Linked DNA regions of Homo sapiens: regions 2 and 3 are each linked to region 1. A link is a loop called in an ENCODE intact Hi-C map of the cell type or tissue named here. Cell type or tissue: mammary epithelial cell. All regions are shown on one strand. Links, peaks and the distances in the headings refer to the core of each region. The heading gives the core; the rest is flanking DNA.

Evidence for each region. Hi-C counts contacts between places; a loop is a spot of excess contacts. Peaks named below come from ENCODE experiments on the same cell type or tissue, not always from the same donor. Only the 100,000 strongest peaks of a DNase experiment are listed, where the experiment ranks them.
Region 2: a loop joins it to region 1, with 6 times the contacts of the local background. A loop is called at or near these places in 3 of 110 quality-filtered maps.
Region 3: a loop joins it to region 1, with 7 times the contacts of the local background. A loop is called at or near these places in 15 of 110 quality-filtered maps.

The regions. Positions count from the first base shown.
Region 1 is chr1:208,127,922-208,135,546 of GRCh38, forward strand. All of the region lies in intron 4 of PLXNA2 (plexin A2), which reads right to left. It overlaps LOC124904500 (a long non-coding RNA gene), which reads left to right. Exons shown (of 2, transcript XR_007066851.1): 2 at 3-5,820. Among named protein-coding and RNA genes, the nearest start is that of PLXNA2, 110 kb to the right of the region's middle. In mammary epithelial cell, for the core only: a CTCF peak has its summit at 4,439; a DNase peak (open chromatin) is centred at 4,490; H3K27ac peaks cover 792 bases.
Region 2 is chr1:208,018,298-208,025,922 of GRCh38, forward strand. PLXNA2 (plexin A2) reads right to left here. Exons shown (of 32, transcript NM_025179.4): 32 at 3,945-7,625. Among named protein-coding and RNA genes, the nearest start is that of LINC02767, 63 kb to the left of the region's middle. In mammary epithelial cell, for the core only: a CTCF peak has its summit at 3,689; a DNase peak (open chromatin) is centred at 3,764.
Region 3 is chr1:208,180,118-208,187,742 of GRCh38, forward strand. The region is part of intron 3 of PLXNA2 (plexin A2); the gene reads right to left. Among named protein-coding and RNA genes, the nearest start is that of PLXNA2, 60 kb to the right of the region's middle. RefSeq lists an enhancer at 1-702. In mammary epithelial cell, for the core only: no CTCF peak of the experiment used is centred there; a DNase peak (open chromatin) is centred at 4,414; H3K27ac peaks cover 1,584 bases.

The sequences.
Region 1 (7,625 bases), core at 3,383-5,882:
AGGTTTTTAGGAATCTGATCATGAAGACAGGCAGGCTCCGAGGGCCCAGCACAGCCTGCCCATCTTGCAGCATGATTCTGCCTGGGAGTCAGGGAACCCACACTGGCTGATGGAGGGCTGGGAGAGCTGCGGGGAGCCTGAGGGGCGGGCAGAGAGATCCGGAGCCAAGAACTGACTAGATCAACCAGTAAATAAAAGGTCACAATGATTTTTCCAGGCACCCAGGGAGAAGCAGACAAGAGAGCCCAGCTGACGGCAGGAGCTGACAACTGGCAAATGAGCCTCCACAGTTATCTGTTTTCCTTCCTTATTCTTGTCTCATAAGACAGAGGCTAGAAATAGATGCAACTGGCAGATGACTTAAGGATGAAAAATGGGCAACGTGTTAGTTGTGGGGGACTCCATGGTAGTGAAAGAGGGAGATTACCTTGGAGGCAGGGAGAAAACACAGGGCTTAGCTAGAGCCATGGCTGAGGGTTTGGCTCTCACACTGTCCCAGGCATTGTATAGGGATTTCACCTTCTCAGCAGTCCTATCAGGTAGGTATTATTGTTATCCCCACTTTACAGAAGACAAGACCAAGGCTTAGAGAGGATACGCTAGGCCATATCAAAGAGTGATAGAGCCAAGATTTGAATACAATTCTAATTGCCTCCCAAGATGAGGCCTTACAGTAAACTAGAATGCCTCCTTTTCATAGATATTTTCCTTTGTTTCCTTTTTCCCCCTCCTCTCTTTCTTCCTAAGCTCCAACAAGTGTTTCCTGTTTCTTTCTTTTTTTTTTTTTTTTTTTTTTTTGGGATGGAGTCTCTCTCTGTCCCCCAGGCTGGAGTGCAGTGGAGCGATCTCGGCTCCCTGCAAGCTCCATCTCCAGGGTTCACACCATTCTCCTGCCTCAGCCTCCCGAGTAGCTGGGACTACAGGTGACCGCCACCATGCCTGGCTAATTTTTTGTATTTTTAGTAGAGACGGGGTTTCACCGTGTTAGCCAGGATGGTCTCCTGACCTCGTGATCCACCCGCCTCAGCCTCGCAAAGTGCTGGGATTACAGGCGTGAGCCACTGCGCCCAGCCCTAGTGTTTCTTGAGTACCTACTAAGTACCAAATGCTGTGGTATCTCTTGGGGAGACAGAAGCAGCCCAGACAGGCAAGGTCTCTGCCTGTAATAAATGCTGCAGAAATGATACAATGAATGCCTGAAATGGGTGCACTATCTCATTTCCTTTATCCTCTTTCCATGAACCTGGGATGGGCAGAGATCTTCCTTGCTGTACAGTCAGAGAAATGGCTGTCCTGAGGGGAGGGGATTGGCAAGGTTACAACGGGCTTCAGCACTGGAGCTCTGCCAGAGCTAGCATCTTTTTTCCTGATGATGTTACTTAGATACAGGGTATGTCCAGAGGACCTGCTGGTGAGCTTGCCACAGAGAGCACCAGGGGCTGGGTGCATGATGGCTTCCTACCAAGTTCTATGTTGTAGCAGCTGGGGCTGGGGGAATCCCTCTTAGGAAAGGTGGGTGGATTGAGCCCCCCTGAAGGCTGCTCACCTGCATGCTGCAGAAATTCTGTGAGGATGGATGCCTCCTAATCCTTGCCTTCAGCTCTGCCAGTATCAAGTTTTGGGAAATAGTCCTTGAATATACCAAACTCTCTCACACTCCCAAGCTTTCCTTAACTTGAACAATATTTCTTTGCTTTTTTATTCCACTGGGTGAGCCCCTCCCCTCTCACGATTCACCTAGAGCATCACCTCCTCCAGGAAGCCTTCCTTGACTCACAGGCTATATTGGGTGGTGCCCTCTCCTGTAATCCCAGCACTCTGCATACTGTATTGTAACTCACTACTTACTTGTCTATTTTCCATATGTATGTGTGATAGTGCAAGGATAAGCTCTTTGCTGTGAGCACAGTTGGTCCTCAAAGGCTGTTTGATGAGCTATTTAATGGCTAAGTGGCTAGAACATTTTTTTCATCTCAGTTCATTCTTCCCTCTCCTGTCTTCCTTCTACCTGGCTTGCATCTCTGCCCACCTCTTTCTTATAATTAAATATTAGTTGAGGGACAGAGGCTGAACCCAGACTGTTTGCTAAGTCACCAACAGCTGATGACACAGTCAGCCTTCTCATCACCTGGTGGGAGTTTCAAACCCCAACCTGTTTGCAAGGTGGGGACCAGTCATAACTGGGGGGAACAAGGTGAGGTGAGGGAGGTAACTTGAGGCACAGTGGCAAAGGCTCAGGGAACTTAACCACAAGGCATGCACTCTATGAAGTGGAGATTGCGGCTGAAAAGCTGAGTCCCTGAGCTGGCCTGCTACAGAAAGATCAAAGGGCCAGCTGGAAATGCAGCCAAGCTGGGCTCTAAAAACAGTGTAAAGCTGGGAGGAGAAGGGCTTGAACACACATTTCCCCCAGTGGGTACATGCAATGGCATATGAAAGAGCCTAACACTAACATAGTGAAGACACTAACACTAACATAGTGTAGACACTAACACCCCCAGAACACACAGGAACGTTTGCTCTCATCTCACTCACCAACCCCACCAACTTCTGTTCTCACAAGCACATGCATACTCGAACCCAGGTCAGCCTCCGAGCGCTGTGCACACAGCCTCCATTCCATACACATTCATGGCTAGAAGGAATGCACCCAATGTCATTGCCGCAAGGGGCATTCAAACACATTTTATCAATGGGGAAAATGAGGCTCCAGTTGACCTTGACTCAGATGTGTGGTGAGTGACTCTTGATGATTGGCACAGGCAGACTCTTACCTACTCCTCCCCGGCCACTCTCCCATCACCCCTCTGCCATCCTGCCACCTCCCTCCCGCAACAAACTCCCTGGCAGTTCAAAGTTGGATTCCAAATTTTGTCCCTAGGATCAACCCCATTGAGAAACCTTATCTGACAGACAGCATGTGCCAGTGGCTGGCCAGAACTCACAGGTGGTGAGAAAAAGCCCCCCACATATTTCTGTAAATGAGTACAGCTGGTCACTTCTGGCTGAGGAGTTCAGAGGCCTTCACTAAAGAAATCAAAAAGTGGTGGTCAGCTTCCCACTTCATGGGAACCCTGTGTTCACAAAGATGTCCCTGGATAAAAGGCCTGAGAGGAGCTGTTCAAGCCTGAACCATTTGTATGAGAAATCTGCTGGGGTGGAGACCAACACCTTTCCCCTCCCTCAGGGGCACCCAGAGCCCTGGCCCACATACAGAGGGACCTTGCCAAGTCCCGGCCACGCACCCCAGGACTTCCAATTGCGCTTGTCTCCAGGGGTTCACTGACTTCCCCTTTGCCTCTGCCCCTCTTCCTGATGCATGGTGCCGCTCTCGACACCTCTGAACCTGCATCTTCACACTACAGAAACCGTCCTAGTCATCAGTGGATGGCAGTAACTTTTCATGACGGCTCCTCTGATGTTGCCATCTTTCGTGTTGATCAAAACAACAAAACGAATCAGACTCTCGGCATCTGATTGAAGCCTAATTGGAAATCCAAAGTGGCACTAAATGTTATGGTCTAAATAAAACACATTCAATTACTGAAACTCAACGCAGGGAACACAAGGGAGCGCTCCTGGAAGGAGCTGAAAAGCAGGCTGCAGAGCTCTGGGGTGTCATTCCGGGGCCCCCTGTGTCTGGCTGGATAAGACTTAAGATGGGGAACACAGGAGGCTTTCTTGAGTCTGAGAACCTCTTACTTAGGGCCAGGGATTGAGCTGATATGGGTTTGCATGGTTCACACTTGAAACAGCACCAGAGAAGCTGAATCGGGGCTTCAATGCCTCACATGTGTTCTGCAGCTGCCCTCCTTGAAAAGGTTTTTCCTTTGCCAGACCGACGAGCTTTGGATGGGGGTAAGAAAATATGCAGAGGAGTCATGATGTCTCCCGCTGGGGTCTCTGCATGGGCTCTCCTGGTGCTAGGGGAGGGCGAGCAGTCCAGGAGCTTTGCAGCCACACAGACAGGCTCCTCACTCCCGGCTATGCCTCCTAAAAGTCATAGACACACCTAGCTCAGATCCCTCAACATTGCTGCACCTGGCCTTCCTCATTTGTCAAACGGGGGAGATAATACCTGTCTTCCCAGGTTCTTGTGAAGAGGGGAGATCATGCTCGTGAGGCGCTTGGCTGGCTGCGCAGGAGAAACTCCGCGGTAACTTCCTGGGGCGAGGTGCTTTTTCTCCCTGCATTCTGACCACCTGCAGAGGCATTTCCCCTGACTGTCCATGTAGGGCCCGGGGCAGTGCTTGCTTTCCTTTATTGGTTTTTTAAACTAAACAGTGCACTACTCCAATCTCCTTGAAGGTGTCAAATGAGGAGTTACTGAGTCTGTGCTGGCCTCCTGGAGCCCAGAAAGCCGCCTCTGAACCCTTTTCCTAACTGGGAGCCGGGTGTGGGGAGAGCAGGAGGGGAGGAGCCTTCTGCAGCCACAGGGCAGCCAGGGGGCGCTGTCTCAGGAAGCTGAAGAGGTGTGGATTTGGCTTCAGAGGTGTGGGGTGGAGTCCCAGCCCTGCTGTTGGACAGCTTGGTGGCCCTGGGCAAATTACTTAGTCAGTTTGAATTTCAGTTTTGTTATCTGTTAAAAAAAGGCAAGGACAATAATACTTATCTCATAGGACTGGTGTATTAGCTGAGGCCATGTTTGTAAACTAAAATAAGAAAAACACGGCAAAAATATTAGTTAGATTTCAACACAGCTTAAATAAGGTAGGGCTGAGAGGCAAGGCAGGGTGGTTAAGCTTTTTTTAGGTGTGGCTGTTTGCAAAGCATGACCTGCAGGGCTTGGCCTGATGATGATGTATGGGGGCACAACTGTAAAAATATAATTACTACTACTACCATTTACTAAGCGGGTAGTAGGTTCCTGGTACTTTTCAGAGTGCTTTTTATGCATTAATTAATTTAATCTTCAAACAGATGCCATAATTATGCCCATTTTACAGGTGAGGTAACTGAAGCACAGAAAGGTGAAGCAACTTGCCCAAGGTCACATGGCAGTAAGCAGTAGAGCCAGGGCTTGAACCCAGGCTGGCTGCTCCCCATGGCTGTCAGGAAACTACTGATAGTCAATCATTGTCTGCTTCTCCACATTCGGCTTGGTATACCCTTTCTTCTCCGGAGTCACTGCCCCCTCAGACCTCTCATCTCCTCTTCTGTAAAATAAAGGGCTGCTCTTCACTAGAGAATCTCTGGATAAACCAGCTCTGGATTCTTGTGTTAGGGAGAGGGTGAGTCCCCCGAGTGACCCCAATTAGGGAGGGAACCAGGACAGGTCCCTTCCTGGTGGTATGCGTTTATGAGTTACTTTAATCATTGAATACATAGTACATCTCTTCTACAGCATTGCTCTGATGTACAAATAAATAACCTTATCTTGTGATTTATCTATACATCATTGCGCTTCTCCAGAATTTGACCACCTTGAGGGCAGGGATTCTATTTTATTTTTTGCTATACAAAAGCATACGTAATAGTGCTATTGTTGCATTGAAAACAGCAAAAAGAAATCAAGAAGGTACTTATCTTCCTGGCAGCCCTATTTAGAAGGAGACTTTTGCTGGAATATTACTTAGAAAGACAGCCCTATCTATATCTACATATGCAAATGACTTGTCAGTGGACAGCTCTATGCATTATACATGGTCAACACTTAATGGTCTATTGAATGAATGAGTCTGCATATGCAAACAATATGCAAATCTTTCCCTATTTTAATTTGACCCTTCGGAACATCTTCAGGAACTCTCTTGGGCCTAGGTTGTTTTAATGTTGCTAATTAAAAGTTTTTAAACACAGTGTTCACTCTTGTCTGTGCTGAGTGAAACTGTTGTCAAGTTGGGAAAGGATGCTGGGCTAGACCAGGTTACTCAGGATTTACCCTGATTCTTCTGGTAATTCAGATGATGGCCTAGGCAAATGACTTTCCTCTCTGGAGGCATCAGTTTCCCCATATTTAAAAGAATGAAGGAGGGTAAGTTTCCTTCTGGTGAGACACTGTAACTTCCCATCTCCTGGTCATAGGAACATGATTCTGGGCAGTCAGTGTCATCCTTCAGCAATACCTATCTAGAAAGAAAAATCAAATCCCTCATCAAGGATTAGAGAGTCTCCAACCCCCTTGCCCATTTAGAGAAATGAGGTTTTTGGCACCACTTCTCCCAGCCTGGGCATTGTATTCAATCATTTCTTTCCAAACCAAAGGATTTCAAAATAAGAGGCTGGAGTTTTCTCTCTTAAATACAGCAAGCCAAGTGTCTGATTAATAGGGTGGGTTTGCATTGCCTTTCCCTCATGTGAAAATATTTATTTAAAAAAAATACTCCGATGAGAATATTAATAGCCAGAGAATCAGCTCCCTATCAGCCTCTTTGTTCCTTGACATTTGAAATGGGGGAAAGAAAGAGGAAAAAATCAAAACCCGGGTTTGAGGTGGTCATTGTTGCCTGCACCCACAGCCCCGGGAGGTGGGAGGCAGGACTCCGCCCTTTCTTTGGGAAAGGCACTGATGTGAGTGCTCAGCTCCTGGGCCACACTGGGGTCCTGCATCCTTAACCAGAAACACATGTGCATCAAAGCCTTGGATTGAAAGTGACACATTTTAAAACAAAAGTGCAGCAGCAATTCGCTTATCCTCACTTTCCTAATCCGCAAACTCTGTAATTCTCCCCAAAGTCCCTCAGGCTCAACTCTCCTCCCTGCCCCCTCACATTCCCTCCTCCCCAGAGGCTCAGCCAAGGCCTCCCAGCCCAGGCAGAAGGGAGGTCTCCTGTTACTGAGTCCTTGCCCGCCTTGTAAAAATACACCTTGGCATGCTCTGCCTGCACCCTGGGAAGCCTTATCGCCTGGACTAAACAAATGTGCACAATCAAAATAATAGTCTGAGATGTCAAAATAAATGAGCAGGGGACATCTGGAAGTGTGACTCCCCACGTTTTTTCTTTCCCTTCCCCAAGGTCTTTAGGTGCCTTAGGGACTTAACAGTTCAGTAGCTTTGGCTACAGGTAGAAGACTTACTGCCCCATGTATCACAATAGCACCTCTGAAAAGGATTCTTATTTTTGGTTCTAGATCCGGGTTAGTAGTTGACAGGGCCTCCTCCAAATGGAGGAAACCACAATTAGTTTTCTGGTGCAGCTGCTGGACATTGGTGGATGGTATGCTAAGGGTCTGGCCTGTCCTTCCATCTCTCCCCAGATACTGCGTAGGGTCTTCAAACAATGCAGAGAATTTCTTAGGGGGTGGTGGGGGGTCTCTCCTGCATTTAAGACCTTCAGGAAAGGGTGGCTTTACAATCTTTCCAAATAATTTTTGTTTCTGAAACTCCAAGCTGACAGTCTCCTTGCCCCAACTCTTTTAAATTACGTTAAACAGATGTGGTTAAAAAGCCAGTTTCCTGTAATCCATGGGGATGAGGTCCCACTCCCCCACATACTGAAGGTAAGTCACTGAGAGGCCTGCTCCTGTGCAAGATGAGACAATATTGCCACAGGAAGACTGCCTGGAGAGCTATTTATAAGCAGCATACCCTCCATGGGAAAATTTCCAGGCAGTGTGATCCTGCTACTGATGGATTCCTGCAAACCCTTCCTGAAAGCATTTTCAGGGCCCACAGGCATTTGATA
Region 2 (7,625 bases), core at 2,176-4,675, 110 kb before region 1:
GGCCCTGCCCTCTGGCTCTCAGGGTGAAGAACTACCTTTCCTAGTAGGCCCCAAATCCTTTTCAGACCCTTGATCTGGGCATGCTTTCAGGAGGCCATCAACAGACTCTTGTAGCCAACTGAGCCCTGTCTGTGGCCTTAGCACATGGAAATTAGGCTTGATCCACTTCTGTCTGCCACTTCCCATTTACCTATAGCATGTTCACTGGCAGGTTCATAGCTGGTTCTGCCATTGGGTGAAACCTTGATTCATCTTCTATTTTCCTATGTTAGCATCCATGACTAGTCTCCTAAGGACTTAACTCTCAGGCACCAACTTTCATCTCCAAAACTTCTATTAATTCAACTTCTTCCCACAGTCAGATGGAGATGCTCATCAATTCCTGCCTGTAGGTCCTCCTGGGCTGCCTGTAAAAGAAGGATGTATGGTGGCTGGGTGCAGTGGCTGAAGCCTGTAATCCCAGCACTTTGGGAGACCGAGGCGGGCGGATCATGAGGTCAGGAGATCGGGACCATCCTGGCTAACATGGTGAAACCCCGTCTCTACTAAAAATACAAAAAAATACAAAAAATTAGCCGGGCGTGCTGGCGGGTGCCTGTAGTCCCAGCTACTCAGGAGGCTGAGGCAGGAGAATGGCGTGAACCCAGGAGGTGGAGCTTGCAGTGAGCCGAGATCACGCCACAGCACTCCAGCCTGGGTGACACAGCAAGACTCCATCTCAAAAAAAAAAAAAAAAAAAAGAAGGATGTATGGTTCATTCTCTCTCCTGCTCATTTACCTATTGTAATACTTAGTCCATTACATACATTACCTTATTTAACCCATATAAAAACCTTATTGGATGCATATTATTATCCTCATTTTATTGATTTGAAAATTGATGCACAGAGAGGTTATATAACTTGCCCCAGACCATACAGCTTGAGGATGGAATTCAACCCGAGGCAATCGGAATCCAAAGCTTATGCTCTTAGCAGGGGATACATGAAACCTAGCAATTAGAAAGGAGTAGGGGTGAGGAATCAAGATAAATGAGACAGAGACATAAAGCAAAGCCAGGAATAAGATGAATGCAATTACATGCAGTAGAAATTTCTGTGCATGTGCTTTGGTGGGCTGCTCATTTGGCTGCTGACAGGTGGAAGCCTCCTCTGTCTTTCAGCTCACTTGCTGAGCTGAGATGTTTGGCAGCTCGTGGTGTTGATATGATCAAGCGCAGACAATCAGCAGCACCCATCTCCCTAAATTCTCTTGAGTGTCTTATCATGCAGGTTTTACCCTCAAATTGAGGAAAATAGGTCTCTGAGAATTCTACTGACACAGTTTGGCAAAATTATTTTGCATTTGTGGTAAAAATGAGATAGAAATACCCCTAATAAAAGGGATGAATCTTTTTCTTATAGAATAATGATTTGGTATTGGCATTAGAGTGTAAACCCAGGGAAAGCTGCAACTTCAGGACTTAGCTTTTCCCTCCCTTTGTGTTCCTAATAGTACCTAGTCTAGTGTCATGCTCATAGCAAGTGAGGAAGAGATATCAATTGCATTGAACAAACATGACTATTGGTGAATGAGGAAGAGTGTCTCCATAGGATCTTCTTGTTACAAGAGGAAGGATCCATTTCTGGGGTGGACTTCCAAGTATTCAATGGTTCTAGAGCTAATGAAAGGTAGTGTGGAAAGTGCAGTGGAAAAAGCCTGTGCAATGTGAAGTCTGGAATCAGACCTCTGTGGCTCTACCACTTTGTAACTGTGCAGTCTTAAGTAAGTCCCTTAACCTCTCTGAATCTCAGACTAAAAAATGGAAAACTCTTATCATGTGAGCATGAGAAGCCTACAAGGGAGGATGTTCCAGAGCCTGGCATTTGGTAGGTGGTTCCCAAGTTCCATTCATTCCATCATCTGTTTATTCAGAACATACTCAAGGGGCATCTGCTGTGGGCCAGGGTCTGTGCTCTGTTCTGGGAATACGACAGTGAACAAGACAGACCACCTGGTAGCTTCCATCCTCTTCCTTTGCTTCCTTGCCAGAGGATGGTAGTTTCTGCAGCAGGTATTTAATAATAGGGATACCCTAAGTCCAAGTTGTTGAGGGGACAGATGGCGGTGGGGTGAGGGGAGCAGCAAGAAGATTGGAGAAAACTCAGGGAAGTAAGGATCCTGTACTGAGAAACGTCCTCCTCTGTCCAAATTTCCCTGTATCCCAGCCTCTTGTGAAGCCAGGAGCCCAGTCAGGCAGTGACAGAGGCAAGACTCATCTAACTGCTCTGTCCCACATTGGAGCTCACCAGGGCCATATTGTTGCTTTTACTGAGAAAAGACACATTTTTCACTGCTAGACACTCGAGTGCCTCCAGGGTTCTAGGTTTGCATTTCAGAGAGAAGAGGAGGATGGTTTAAAGTTAGTAAAAAGCTCTGGTGCACTCCCCAGGCCCAAGGGTGCACTCCCCAGGCCTGAGGCCCACTGTGTTGTTGAAAATGACACACTAATTACATGCAGACCTCAGCACTGCACTCTTCTCCTCTCCTCCTGACTCCTCATGGTGTTATGTTTGCATTTTTCTCACCCTCAGGACCAGCTTTTGCATCTCTCCATTCCATCTGGGAAGGGTGTGTGTGTGTACATGTGTGCGGTGTGGATGGGGGACCCACAAACACTGTGAACTCAGAGGCTGCTAAGTCGGGACTAACAATCTTCCCAATTATGATCTCTTTGAAGCTGTAAGCACACACTATGTTTACCAACATGCACTTGTTTACATGTTTTGTTTTACAAGTCCCAGGCCCCATTCTCCCTTGTGTGTTGGCTGTCCATGTTAGACTGGAGGCACTCTGAAGGCAGGGCCTGCACCTCATCCTTCAGGAGGCTCTACTCTTAGTGCCTGGTATAAGGTTGAAGACCCAGAACTCTCCTGGTCCCATTATCATGGAAATAGTGAGCAGCAGTTTGCTTGCATGCTCAGTTGAGATGTCAGATGGATACTTGAGTTATTCTCATCTATTTCTCTTACCAGAGAGAAGAAGTGTCACCCACACATGTTGGAACACCAGAACGTAAAATAGATGAAAGTACAGAGGAGGGGAGGAGGCATGACCTCCTAGGGTTAAGGGACCCCTAAGGATTAGGAGTCCTAAGATCAATTCCCTACCTCTCAGGCTTACTGTGGAATTGTGATGTTTCTGCTGCCTCTGGACTTTGTCTGCCCAGCTACTGTTCTCCCCTAGGCAGGGCCCGCCTTCTTGTCTTACCTGCACTGGATCTAAAAGCACACACTATCTGGCATCTTTCCCTTTATTTACCTTTAATCCTTTAACTGAAAATGACCAAAAAAAAGCAACCATAAAACCCCTTCTCAAGGCATGGTGAAACATTCCTTTTTAAGCAAGCCTATGCTTTTCACTACACTAAAAGGTTGATGAGGACAAGGATCATGTCTTTCTCACTTATTATGTTATCCCCCAGCACTTACCACAGTGCCAGGCCGTGCTTAATACGTTTTGTACAAGCACAAGAATGCACTTTGTATACATGAATGTACAAACACATGAAGAACATGTATTAAGCATGGAGGCAGAGGAGGATCTCATTCTTCTGAGACCTCCCTTCTCTCCTGGGAAGGGGTCCTAACTCATGGAGTACACTAGCTGCCTCCAGTTGGAGGAAAGCTGTATTCTGAGGTCTTGGGGCTAGGGGGCAGTGTTCACCTGCTGGTATAAGCCACGGTATCTCGTGTGTGTGTGTGTGTGTGTGTGTGTGTGTGTGTGTGTGTGTGTGTGTGTGTGTGTGTGTTATGTTGATGATGATGACTGGTACATTAATAAGCTCTGGCTCCAGAGAGAATTCTAAAACTCCCTCAAAACAACTTAGCTCATATTTCCATGAGTACCATTCTTAAATATGCCCTTAAAATGTTATTCTGCATATATGCTGCTGAACAATCGGGTTTATTTAAAGATTTAAGGTTTTTTTAATTCAGTAAACTTTATTTATATATAACAACAGTACAAATTGTGTCCTCAGCTTGCAAAATAGGAGTGTTTCATATTTACAATAGGTACACAATAATATATTAGAATAACAAAAAACCCCACTTTATTGGAACATTTTAAATACTTAATTTTCTTACAGTTTTTATTCCACAACACCTGTAAAAACAACAAAACCAGACAACCATCATTGTATTTTCTTAAAAATATATATAATACAGATTCCAGTGTGTCAAGAGGAGTGGGTTTGAGCAGGAAAAGTTGTGGGGAAAGGCAGGTGGGCTCCGGCCCCTAGTCTCATGGGATAGAGAGCTTGTCCCTTCTGCCCTTACACACGCAAGAATATCTGTTCTGTTTGGGGGGAGTATTTCCATTCTGCCTGCCACCTTCCATGCCAAGATGAAGGCCAAATAAGTCAAAGTGAGGACTTTGAAATGCAGAAGATGTTTCCTACCTTCCTTGAGGCCAGGGTAGGAGGGAGCAGGCTGCACTGCAGCAGAAAGAAGACAGCTCAGGCTGAAGGGAGAGCTTCTCTGCTGTGAGAAGAATGAGATGTGGGTGTCCACGAGAGGCTGAGGAATCTCCAGTTTGCTTATTGGGTGGAGGCCCTGTATGCCAAGCAGTGGCTGTGATCGTGTCTCAGGACTTTCCCTAGCACTAGTTAGAAAATACCAAGAGTGAAACTTTATCCCTCATTCATGGGGATCACTGAGCTCCAGATACTAAAACGTCACACTTCAGGGAAACTAGGGAAGAGAGACTGAGTTATGGAAAGGATGCTACCATTTTTCTCAAAGCATGTTCCTGAGACAAGGCGTCGGAAGGCCCTGAAGTTCATCTCCCAAGTTCCCCGTCGATCTGCTCCCACAGCCCTGTGTCTGTGAAGCCACTTTGCATTTTCTCACCCACTGAGCCTCCTGAGTCTCAATTCTTTTCTCTCTGTGCCCAGGCCCCAGGAGTCTCATGCAAGACACAGCGTGGCTGGGAAAAAAAGACGGCCTCTCCTGGAGCAGCTGCTGGATCAGTATTTACCAGGAGCAGGTTAATGGGGGCAGGCGTGGCAACCGGGATGCACCTGGAGATTTATCAGCCAGAAGCTTTCAAATGCTCCCTATTTGTTCTGCCCAGGCCATTCTTCGTCCAGCACTCATCCATTGCTTCTGTTTCACGCTCAGCAGGGCCAGGGGTCTTGACTGCTATTTCCTGTCCTCATTTGGTGGAACTGAAGGAAGGTCAGAAGCTCAAGCAGCAGGTGAAGTGCAGCCAGAAGAGATGGTGGCAGTAGAAACAAGAGCAGCTCTCATCGCTGGGGGAATGGCCCCAGAATAAGGTAAGGCAGCTGGGTTGGTCTGCTTTCTTCCTTTGCTGGACCACTTTTCCTACAAAACTGGTACCCTGTGCCACTAGGGGAGGAGAACTGTTGCCTGCTAAGTTGGTGGCAGGAACCAGCTTCCTGAAGGATATAAATTCGCTGGAAGAAAGACCTTGGTTTTGTTCCGTGCTGTTTTCCCATCTCTAGAGCAGTGGCTGGCAGACAGTGGCTACTCAAGAAGGTTCCCAGATGAATGAATGCAGGAAACAGTTCCCTCCTCCAATGAGATTAACAGCTGATCCATGCTTTTAATGACTGAACTCTGTAAAGAGGGGAACCCTCTGCCAATGGGGGATCAAAATGGTTTTGAGAGCCCTGCTGTGGAGAGAGGTAGGACAGCAAGCACAGAAGCACCTGACCCCATGCAGAGGACGGGAGGCAGCAGCAGGGGCCAGCTGGAGGGAGTGCTCTCCATTGCCCATTAGCATCCTCTGTCTTGCCAAGCACCCTTCTGGGGTCCTCTTCCTTTTCCAGAGCATTGTCTCTTGTGCAGATCAATGAAACGAAGCGAAGCTGGATAGACTTTGGAGAGAGACTTCCCTCTCTGCCTCCCCCAAGATGAATGGCTTCTTGTGGAGAGGAGCTGTGGCTTTAACACTTCATCCTTACCCAAGGTCAAAATATCCTCAAATTGGATAACAGGGAGAAGAGAGGCCAACCAACTCCCTCTTTTTCTCATCCAAAGGGTGTGGACTTCATTGGTTCTTGGTGGCCCAAAGCGAAGAGGTGTGGAGGAGGAACAGGTGGGCAGCTGGAAAGGGGGCAGGGCCTTATAACCTTTCACCCTCATGGCGTGGCTTGAGTCCAGCTTTTTCCCTTTTCTTAATTCCTTCCTTAAGGATGCCCCAGGCTACTTCCTTTGTCAGCCCAAGTTCCCCAAGTCTCTCATGGAATCCTGAGAAATGTGGCCAAACCACTCACAGCCAGCTCCGGCTCTTCACTCTCCACCCTCCAATTGGCCATTGCCCCATCATTCTCCACGCTCTCCACAAACCTTCAAGGAAACGCCCCAGGGGCAGTGAATCGTCTCCAAAAGTAACTGCTGGGAGATGCCAGGTAGATGCATTGAGTTAAGGGCTGGTAGAGATGCTACTGAGATGTCCGACTGCCTTTAACTTCTTGGTGGAGCAAAGCCTGGATGCCAGTCTGAGCAGCCATGCGGCCAGAAAATCTTCACCCAAACAGAGCTCAGAAGTTAGATGGGGTGGGCTGAACTTTTTTACAGGTAGCATAAGGTCTCCTGGTCACACTCTTCTTACCTATATCTCCTTTCCTTTTATCTCCATAAATTATGGGCTCTGCGCTGATAAGCTTTGAGTGCTATGAAGAGCAAACACTTTGGCTTAGTGCGGAAGGCCAGTCATTAGTATTTCCTTCAGGCTACTAATAGGGCCTGAGAAACTTTAAAGAAGTGGATTTTCAAAAGAAAGTGGCCTTGGCATGGCTGGTTGTGAATTATAATGAAAACAGCAAGTTTCCTGAGTATTTTGCTGAATGCTTTTCTCTTCCCATTTGTCAGCCGCATTCAGGCAAGAAACTAGAGCTGGGGAGACCGGGCAACGTCTGCTGTGTGGTTAGACAGCGATCCAAAGCTACACGCCAAGGATGGAAGCCAGACCTCTGCGCTCCCCTCCCCCAGCCCTCTCCTGGGAATCACATGTGGTCAGCAGGGCCTTTGGAAATTGGAACCACTTGGAGGTAAAGCAGGGCACGGAGAAGCTGGAGCCCAGAGTTAATAACAGAGAAAATGACCCTGGTCTAGTCTCTCTTGGAGGAGCTGGTCTAGCTTCCCAGCATCATAGCCTAGGATTCCTGACCCTTTGAAAAGTGAGGAAGGGCAGCTTGTTCCTCTTTGTCTTCCCCAGTCCCACACCTTTGCTTCCACTTGTCCTCCTACCCCCTGACTCCAGTGCTGCTTGCAGAACAGTTGGAGCTGGCTGCTCGGATCCAAGGTAATGTGGGAGGCCTGGACACTCTGATGGCTATCCTGGCCACCAAGGTCCTGACACTCACAGAGCGCCTTTCCTCTCGATGACTCCCACTGGCTTCTATGGGGCCTTTGGACCTGGGCATGGAGCTTTGGTCTCTTTGTTTGGAATCTACACTCAGGAGAATTGGTTATCCATAGTTTTAGGCATCATCAGAAGAGACAGAGAAGGAAAGTCCAGTGAGAAGTCATCCACTTGTCCTTCACACTCACAAGTCCGTGAGAGGCAGAAAGAGAGGCAGAAGGTAGTAACGTGGGCATGCCACAGTCATTTCTACT
Region 3 (7,625 bases), core at 3,417-5,916, 52 kb after region 1:
TCCTCCTCCACAACAGGCGGTTTAGAGCAGCTCACTGGGGGCTTGTATTTTTTTTTTTTTTTTTAAATAACTGTGTGTATGTTAAAGTCATTAAGGCTGGGAAAGGGGGTGGAGTGGTAGGAGAGTAAAGGCCATTATATGGGAGGAGAAGAAAAATGGCCTGTCTTCAGGCTGTCAGCAGAAGAAACGCCTCTGCATTCAAGCGGTGGGAGAGGGGCTCCGGTAGGAGGCCTGAGTGGGCACCTCTGCCGGGATGGCTGGGAGCAGGGGCAGAAGGCAGAGAAAACAGGTTCATCACATAGCCTGAGCTTTGGCTGTGGCAGTGGCAGTGGCTATGGCTGCCTGGGTATGGACTGTCACTATTCATTAAAGAGCCACCAAGAGAGAAGAAACCTGGGAAACAAAAACCCAAGAGCTCATGCTTAACTTTCATGTATCAGGCACCGCGTTACACCCTCTGCATCTGCTTTATGTTGAATCCAAACAACATTGGCATCCATCCTAGAAAGGCACTATTATTTACTCCGTTTGGCAGACGAGGAAACTGAGAGTCACAGTGGTTAACTTTACACAGCTAGCAAGGGGTGGAAGAAGTGTGGAGACACGGGTGAGTCTTCAGAGATTTTGTCTGAAGTTGTTGCCCCTCATGAGTATTCGCTGTCATTGCCCCACACCCTAAAGCAATCGAGGGGAACTGGGATGGAAGATATCCCAGGAGGGGTAAAAAGGACTGTGATGAGGGAAATGGGGGTAGGAGGGAAAGGGAGTAACCGCTATTGGCCCTGGCCATGTCAAGCTTCTGGGGTCTCCCCCTGCCCAAGTTTGAGAGGGGATGGCGGAGGCTGACTTCTCTGCGACCCCAAACTCCAGCCTTCCAAGCCTTCCAAAGTTCACTCAGTGAGAAACCTCTAGTGTCCAGGCTCTGAGCCTGTGACCTCTTCCTTCCTTTCAGATTTTAATTTGCTGGACTGGGAGACAAATGCATGTGGGAGGTTCTCTGGAGTGATAGGAACACACTGAGGGCTATAAGAAGCATCAGAGAGGCTTCATGCTGGCTGGGGCCCTGAGGACAATCCCATCTACCACTTCCCGACCCAGGTAGGCAGACCGAGCCTTTTCCTTCTGAGCAAGCCCCTTTCCAGGCACTGCTGTCACCTCCTAAGGCTGAGGAGGGTGGTGGCAGGAGGGTGCAGGGAAGGCCCTGTCTGTTCTCTGGTCTTTCCTTCAGGGGGCCAGACCCTGAGGGGTGCAGCCTAGTTCCCCAGAGCACATGCTCCAAATCACAGCTCCAGTGACAGCTTTTGCTTTCCCAGTGAGGGGGCTAGCTCAGGAGATGAAAGTCTGATCCCACTGGCAGCTCCACAGGCTTCCTTTGCCAAAACACACTGTGAAAAGACCCCTGACCTCCACCTCATACTTTCTCTGCTCCACCTCCCGTCAGCCCTGTTTGCTTCCCTCCTCCCTAGAGAGGGTTAGACAGCCCAGTAATTTAGGGATCACTAGCAAGAAAGGTGCAGAGGTCAGAAGTCAGAGAGGGGCTGGGAGGGGAATCTCACCCCTGCTCTCTGGCAAAACCTCCCACCTCTTTCCGCCATCTGTAGACCAGGCCGTTGTGGGCCCGAGTTCACTGTGAAGGTAGGGATGAGGTCCAGGGATGGGAAGTGGCGGAATACAGAGCGATAGGAGGAGAAGCTGTAATTTTAAATTATGTCCAGAAAAATAGCTTTTGGGAGGCAAATGTTCTCCTCCAACTTTCTTATTTTGAAATTTTGCTAGGAAAGAAAATGTTACACTCCCCTGAGACCGTGTCCCATTTAGGAAGTTCTTTCTATTATCTCATTTCAACTCCTCCCTGCTCTAGCTGCTATACAAACAAAGGCAAATTGACTTAGTGTCTCTCCTGTCTCTTTCACCGTGGCCTGTTCAGTCTAGCTCAGCTCAGCTCAGCTCCAGAGCTTAGAACTCAAGACAAAAGGAATCAAACCAGTAGAAGGAGATGAGCAATGGGTTCATCTCTCTTCCTTAAGAAATCAAAGGCCGGGTGCAGTGGCTCACGCCTGTAAACCCAGCACTTTGGGAGGCTGAGGCGGGCGGATCACAAGGTCAGGAGTTCGAGACCAGCCTGACCACCATGGTGAAACCCCATCTCTACTAAACATACAAAAATTAGCCGGGCATGGTGGTGCCTGCCTATAATCCCAGCTACTTAGGAGGCTGAGGCAGGAGAATTGCTTGCACCAGGGAGGTGGAGGTTGCAGTGAGCCCAGATCGCGCCACTGCACTCCAGCCTGGGTGACAGAGTGATACTTTGTCTCAGAAAAGAAAAAAAGAAAGAAAGACAGAAAAAAGAAATCAGAACCACCAAAAAACTGCAAGAGAATTTTTTGGCAGTTCCATAGCTACTGAAAGCGTCTTGCTCTGCCCATGCGAGTGGCAATGTTGGGACACTGCATTCATGGAATGGAGCTCCGGAAGGGCCTTATGAGGCCGTCTCCTCATTTTGCAGATAGGAAAACTGAGGCGTATTTGCCATCACTCTGCTTGTTTGTAGCAAAACAGGGGCTCTCCTGCTTTCCCCTGTAGTTCTGAGCAAGAAAAGGGGTTTGAAGGGCAGCCTTTCAGCTGGGCAGAGCTGTGCGGGGAGTTTGCATCCAGTACTGCTGGGTTCTAGCCCATTCCTAGGTTGGGCAGCTCAGCCTCTCCTAGAGGAGACTCTGGCTGCTGAGTGACCCGGTGAATTAATGCAGCTTCTGGCTAGGGGTAGGGGACAGTAAAAGCCAAGGAGCCAAGATCAGAAAAAGGAATAGCTTCTTCCCATGTGGAATCAAGCTGGGGCTGCCAACCTCCTAGTCAAGAAAGAAAGCTTTTCCTCTCTCTTCCTCCTGTTTACCCACAGCGACTGGGGGAGGCTGTACAGAGAGGCAGGTTGAATGTATTCAGTCTGGGATAGGGAGGGAAAGTTCCTCTGGGGCTCCCCCTTCGTCTAGGGGAGAGGTCAGAAGAACAAAGGTCACAGATGGACCTGCCATGATATGGGAGGAGGCACATGTGTTGCAGTGAGCCATGGAGGGTGGGGGCACAAGAGTTTGGCAACTCAGACAGGGGAGAAGCCACTGATGGCTTATAAACCAGACAAGGTTCATCCTGAATCCGGAGGGAGGGCAGTGAGAGCCCCATGAACTCACTTTCTTGAATGTCACTAACATTTCATTTCACCCTCACTCTGCCTTCCTGTCTCTTTTTTTCTCTTTCTCCCTTAACCTTCCTCAGCAGGGGATGGGGGAGTAGAGGGAGCCGGAAAGGAGGTCTGCAGGCCTCGTTGACTCTGCTGACCATCCACAGCCAGGAGCTGTTGCTGACAGAAAAGAAATGAAGGGGCAGAGATGGGAGGGAAACCAGATGTCCGCAGTTGCAGCACCATTCTGCGCAGCGTCCCCACTGGGGTCCCTGCTGTAGACGAGAAGCCAGAGCCAGGTGCCAGAGAGGGAGAGGGGGGGGTCTTTGGGGGTGGGGGACGGTGCTGGGCCCCACTCCTGCTTATCTACCCCTCAGTTTCTTTTACCTGGGAAACAGATCACCAAGAGAGGCCCGTCTGATGCTTTAAGCTGGGAATTTGGTTTATTCTGGGGCAGATGAAAAAGAAATTGCACTGTAGCATCTTACAAAACTGCCCCCTTTTCAACTGGGACTGAGAGTTGGAGACTTTTCCTTTAGGCTTTCATGGTACCCTAGACTTCTAAGTTATTTCTACTTCATATTCTAGAACTGTACCATCCAGTGTAATAGCCACTAGCCACAGGTAGCTATTTATCCTTATATTAATTAAAATTAAGTAAAATAAGAAATTCAGCTTTTCAGGCACACTAATATATGTCAATCTCTCAATAGCCACATGTAGCTAGTGGCTATTGTATTGAACAGCACAGATATAAAAGTTTTTTCTCATCACAGAATGTTATCTTGGACAGTGCTGTTCTAGGAAGTTTTTACTCAAGTGTAACTTTCATTCTTGATTTCCCCAGATGTTCACATGATAGCCTGCTCCTTAGGAATGAGGGCTAACTGGCCCAGAGGATAGATGTGGGGTGGGTTGAGACAGGGAGGAGGGAAGGGACGGGTAAGAATGTTTATTCTGCCAACCCGAAGGTTTTCTTTAGACTCTGAGTCTCTTTGCCAGTCCTAAGCAATTTAACTTGCCTGGGGAGGAAGGGGGACGCTGTCTGTAGCAAAAGAGGAATTCAGGTGGTAGCTACAGCCAAATAGGTTTTGCAATCATATTCTGCCTCCCTTCTCCACCCCCTGCTTAAAAAAAAAAAAACCAAGGAAAGTATACCAAGGCCAGCCCTAGATAATGTGGGTGTGGTGTCATTACCCTGACTTACTCATCACACCCCAGGGCCTCTACAGGGTTGGGTGTAGGCAGGGATGGAAGGGGCACACAGGCTGGGGATGAAGCAAGCAGTTATGCTTCAGTCAATCTTGAAAGCTGTTGACATGATGGAGATGGAATGAGAGATGTTAAAGCCAGATATTGGGCACACCCAGCAAAGCCTCCCGCCCAGCTCACCCTTGAGCCTGCGCTGCTTTACTCACATTAAGAGATCCGCTGGTGCAGAGAAATCACAAAGAGTACACACACACACACACACGCCTCATGCAGTTCCAGGGAGATTTCTGGAAAGAATCTTTAGCCCAATTTCTCAGTAAGCCTCAGCTGTTCCCCCAGGCTTAAGCGGGGGGCCAGCAGATGGTCCCAGCTAAATAGGCAAGCCTCCCAGTTCCTCTAAAAGCAGGGTCTGGGCCCTTCCAAGCCCAACAGTCCAATTAAGCTTTTTGCCCACAGGTGGAAGCAAAAATGAATTTGGGGCCATTCTTCCCTTCTTTTAGGCATGGAGCACTCAGCCCTCCCATCAGCCCCCTCCCTACTCCTGGCATTGGCCCATAAGGAATCCCTGCCTCTCACACTCTGCTCTGAACATTAGGTTCCTCAGGGATCAAAGACTCCCAGAAAGATTTCCTTCTAAGGTGTCTTCTAGGCTGCAGGGATTTGACTGAACCGTTCAAAGGAAAACTCCTGGCTTGGCCTTGTTAAGGAGGCCCTCTCAGTCCAGGAGGTGGGGCCTCTCAGGATTAAGGCCACAGATCCAGGTACCTTCGATGATGTTCTTATTTCCTTTTCCCAAGGGCCAGAAAGTGCTGCAGGGAGATCCTGGTGCCCTGCTCTTCTCTAGAGGCCTCTCCTCGCTGCAGAGCTCATTGGCATGACTGGCATAAATATATCCATATATCTCTCTATAAATATACATGTCTTTAGCTATATATATCTTTTCTTCTAAAGACTTGGCAAGAATTCCCTACAATCCTTTTCCATGACACTATAGAAAATCAGCAGAGTCATCAGTTTGATGGTTCCCACAAAGACTGCTTGGGGTTGACCTCTGCAAAGCTCCCTTGAATCTTGCTTCCAGTAACCCAACCTCTTCAGCCCTCGCCAGCCCCCAACCCCCTGGCAACACAAAACACAACTCGATTTCCTGAAGCTGAAGCTGCCCCTTTATTCCTTGTTGGTCTCTGAAAGCAAAAAAAAAAAAAAAAAAAAAAGGAAAAAAAAAAAGAAACTATCACTTTTGAGCTATTGTCTTAAGAGAGTAATAAGCTTTGTGTTCCTCCAGCTGGCTGCAAAAGGGAATTAGTTGTGCAGTGGGATCCAATGGCACTTAGAGACAGGTGTGGCAAGGAAGAGGTGCTGGTGGTTTCAGAATGGGCCACATCTCTGTGGGTGAGCAGGAGGGCAGGGCAGATAGAGGTGGTGTCTATCAAGACTTAGCAACCACTGGGGCAGCAGACTAGATGTAGCCCTCCCTGCAATGACTCCTTGCATAAACAGAAGAAACACCAGTGTACACGCACAGGTGGGGAAAGCATCCCCATGACTTTCTGAGGGAGTTATCACTAGGCACAGATTCTGAGAGCGCTATCTTCATCACCCTGCATCATCATTTGTTGGAAGGAGGCCCAGGAGGGTAGGAGGAAAAGGCTGGCTCCTCCGTCTTTTTTAAATCCATCTTTCCTTCTCCACCATTAAAGGCTTGGGTAGGTGGAGACAACCCCTGTGACTTCTCTTTGAGGTATTCAGATCCTAGCCACATGTTGACACCATATTTAATCCTGAAACAGGTTTCCTTTTCTTGATTTTTAAAGTGGGGGTTGGGAGAGGGGGTTCATAAATAGAGAATAGAAAATGCAAAGGAATAAGAGAATCAACAGAGAAATGTACAAAATGTAATTTGGCAAAAAAACAAACAAACGGAAAAAAACACAATAAAACCAAAACCCACAACCACACCTCCCATAGCCTTTCTTGTTTTGTATTCTCTCTTTTTAAAGTTGGGTTGTTATCTTTGCAACAGAGAATGCCAGCAGGTGTTGCTGGCAGCTGTTTAATGACAGTGTCAAGAACATCTTTCAGAAAGGTAGGCTTGGAGGCAGGAGGCGGTGATGGAGAAAATGGGATAGGGGGAGAGTAGGTGGCCCCACATCTGTAGAGAAGTAGCTAAGGAATGAAGGGCTGTCCTGGGAATTGCAATGTTATTTTATTTTTTTTTTTTTTTTTGAGACGGAGTCTCGCTCTGTCGCCCAGGCGGGACTGCGGACTGCAGTGGCGCAATCTCGGCTCACTGCAAGCTCCGCTTCCCGGGTTCACGCCATTCTCCTGCCTCAGCCTCCCGAGTAGCTGGGACTACAGGCGCCCGCCACCGCGCCCGGCTAATTTTTTTTGTATTTTTAGTAGAGACGGGGTTTCACCTTGTTAGCCAGGATGGTCTCGATCTCCTGACCTCATGATCCACCCGCCTCGGCCTCCCAAAGTGCTGGGATTACAGGCGTGAGCCACCGCGCCCGGCCTGCAATGTTATTTTGTACAAAATCCTTCCTGTAGGAAGGTGGGGGAGGGACAAGAGACATTTTTCAGTTTTTTTGCAGACCTAAGAATTTTGAACCAGAATTACATGCAGCTTGCTGTGTCTCTGGACAAATATCTTAGCTCCTCACTCAGCATCTACCACTTTCTTCTTTATTGTTAGTGACTGTCATGAGGATTAAATGAAAGGACCTGGAGACCCTTAGAGAAGGGTCCCAGCAGTCTCCAGGGGTGATTAGCCCTGCAATTATTCCACATCTGGAAAAAGTAATAGCTCCCAGACTGGCAGGGTTATGTCATGGACCAGCAAGAGAAAGATGGTTTTTGTTACATAGCCCAGAGAGGCTGATCTTGGTTCTGTGTGTGTGAGAGAGACCGTAGGGAGGCTGGATTTGGAAGGGAGGGAAGCAGGAGCAACAGCCTGAACAACAAATGCGCTCCAAAGAACACCACCTGAACAACTCGAGCTCTGAAATCTTTTCTGCACTGTGCTTTCAGCTTACTTCCCTAAAGCTGACTCATGAAAGCAAACCTGAAACTCTCACAAGATAAAAAATTTTTTAGAGACAGCAAACCAGCCAGTGCTATGCGAAGACGTCTGCAAGGTACTCTGTCCTATCTGGACTGTTGTTTCCCTTACTGTTAGCACAATGACCAGGATCTTGTAAAAGTCCCTGGCAAGTATTTTCTCCACCTTCAGAGCATT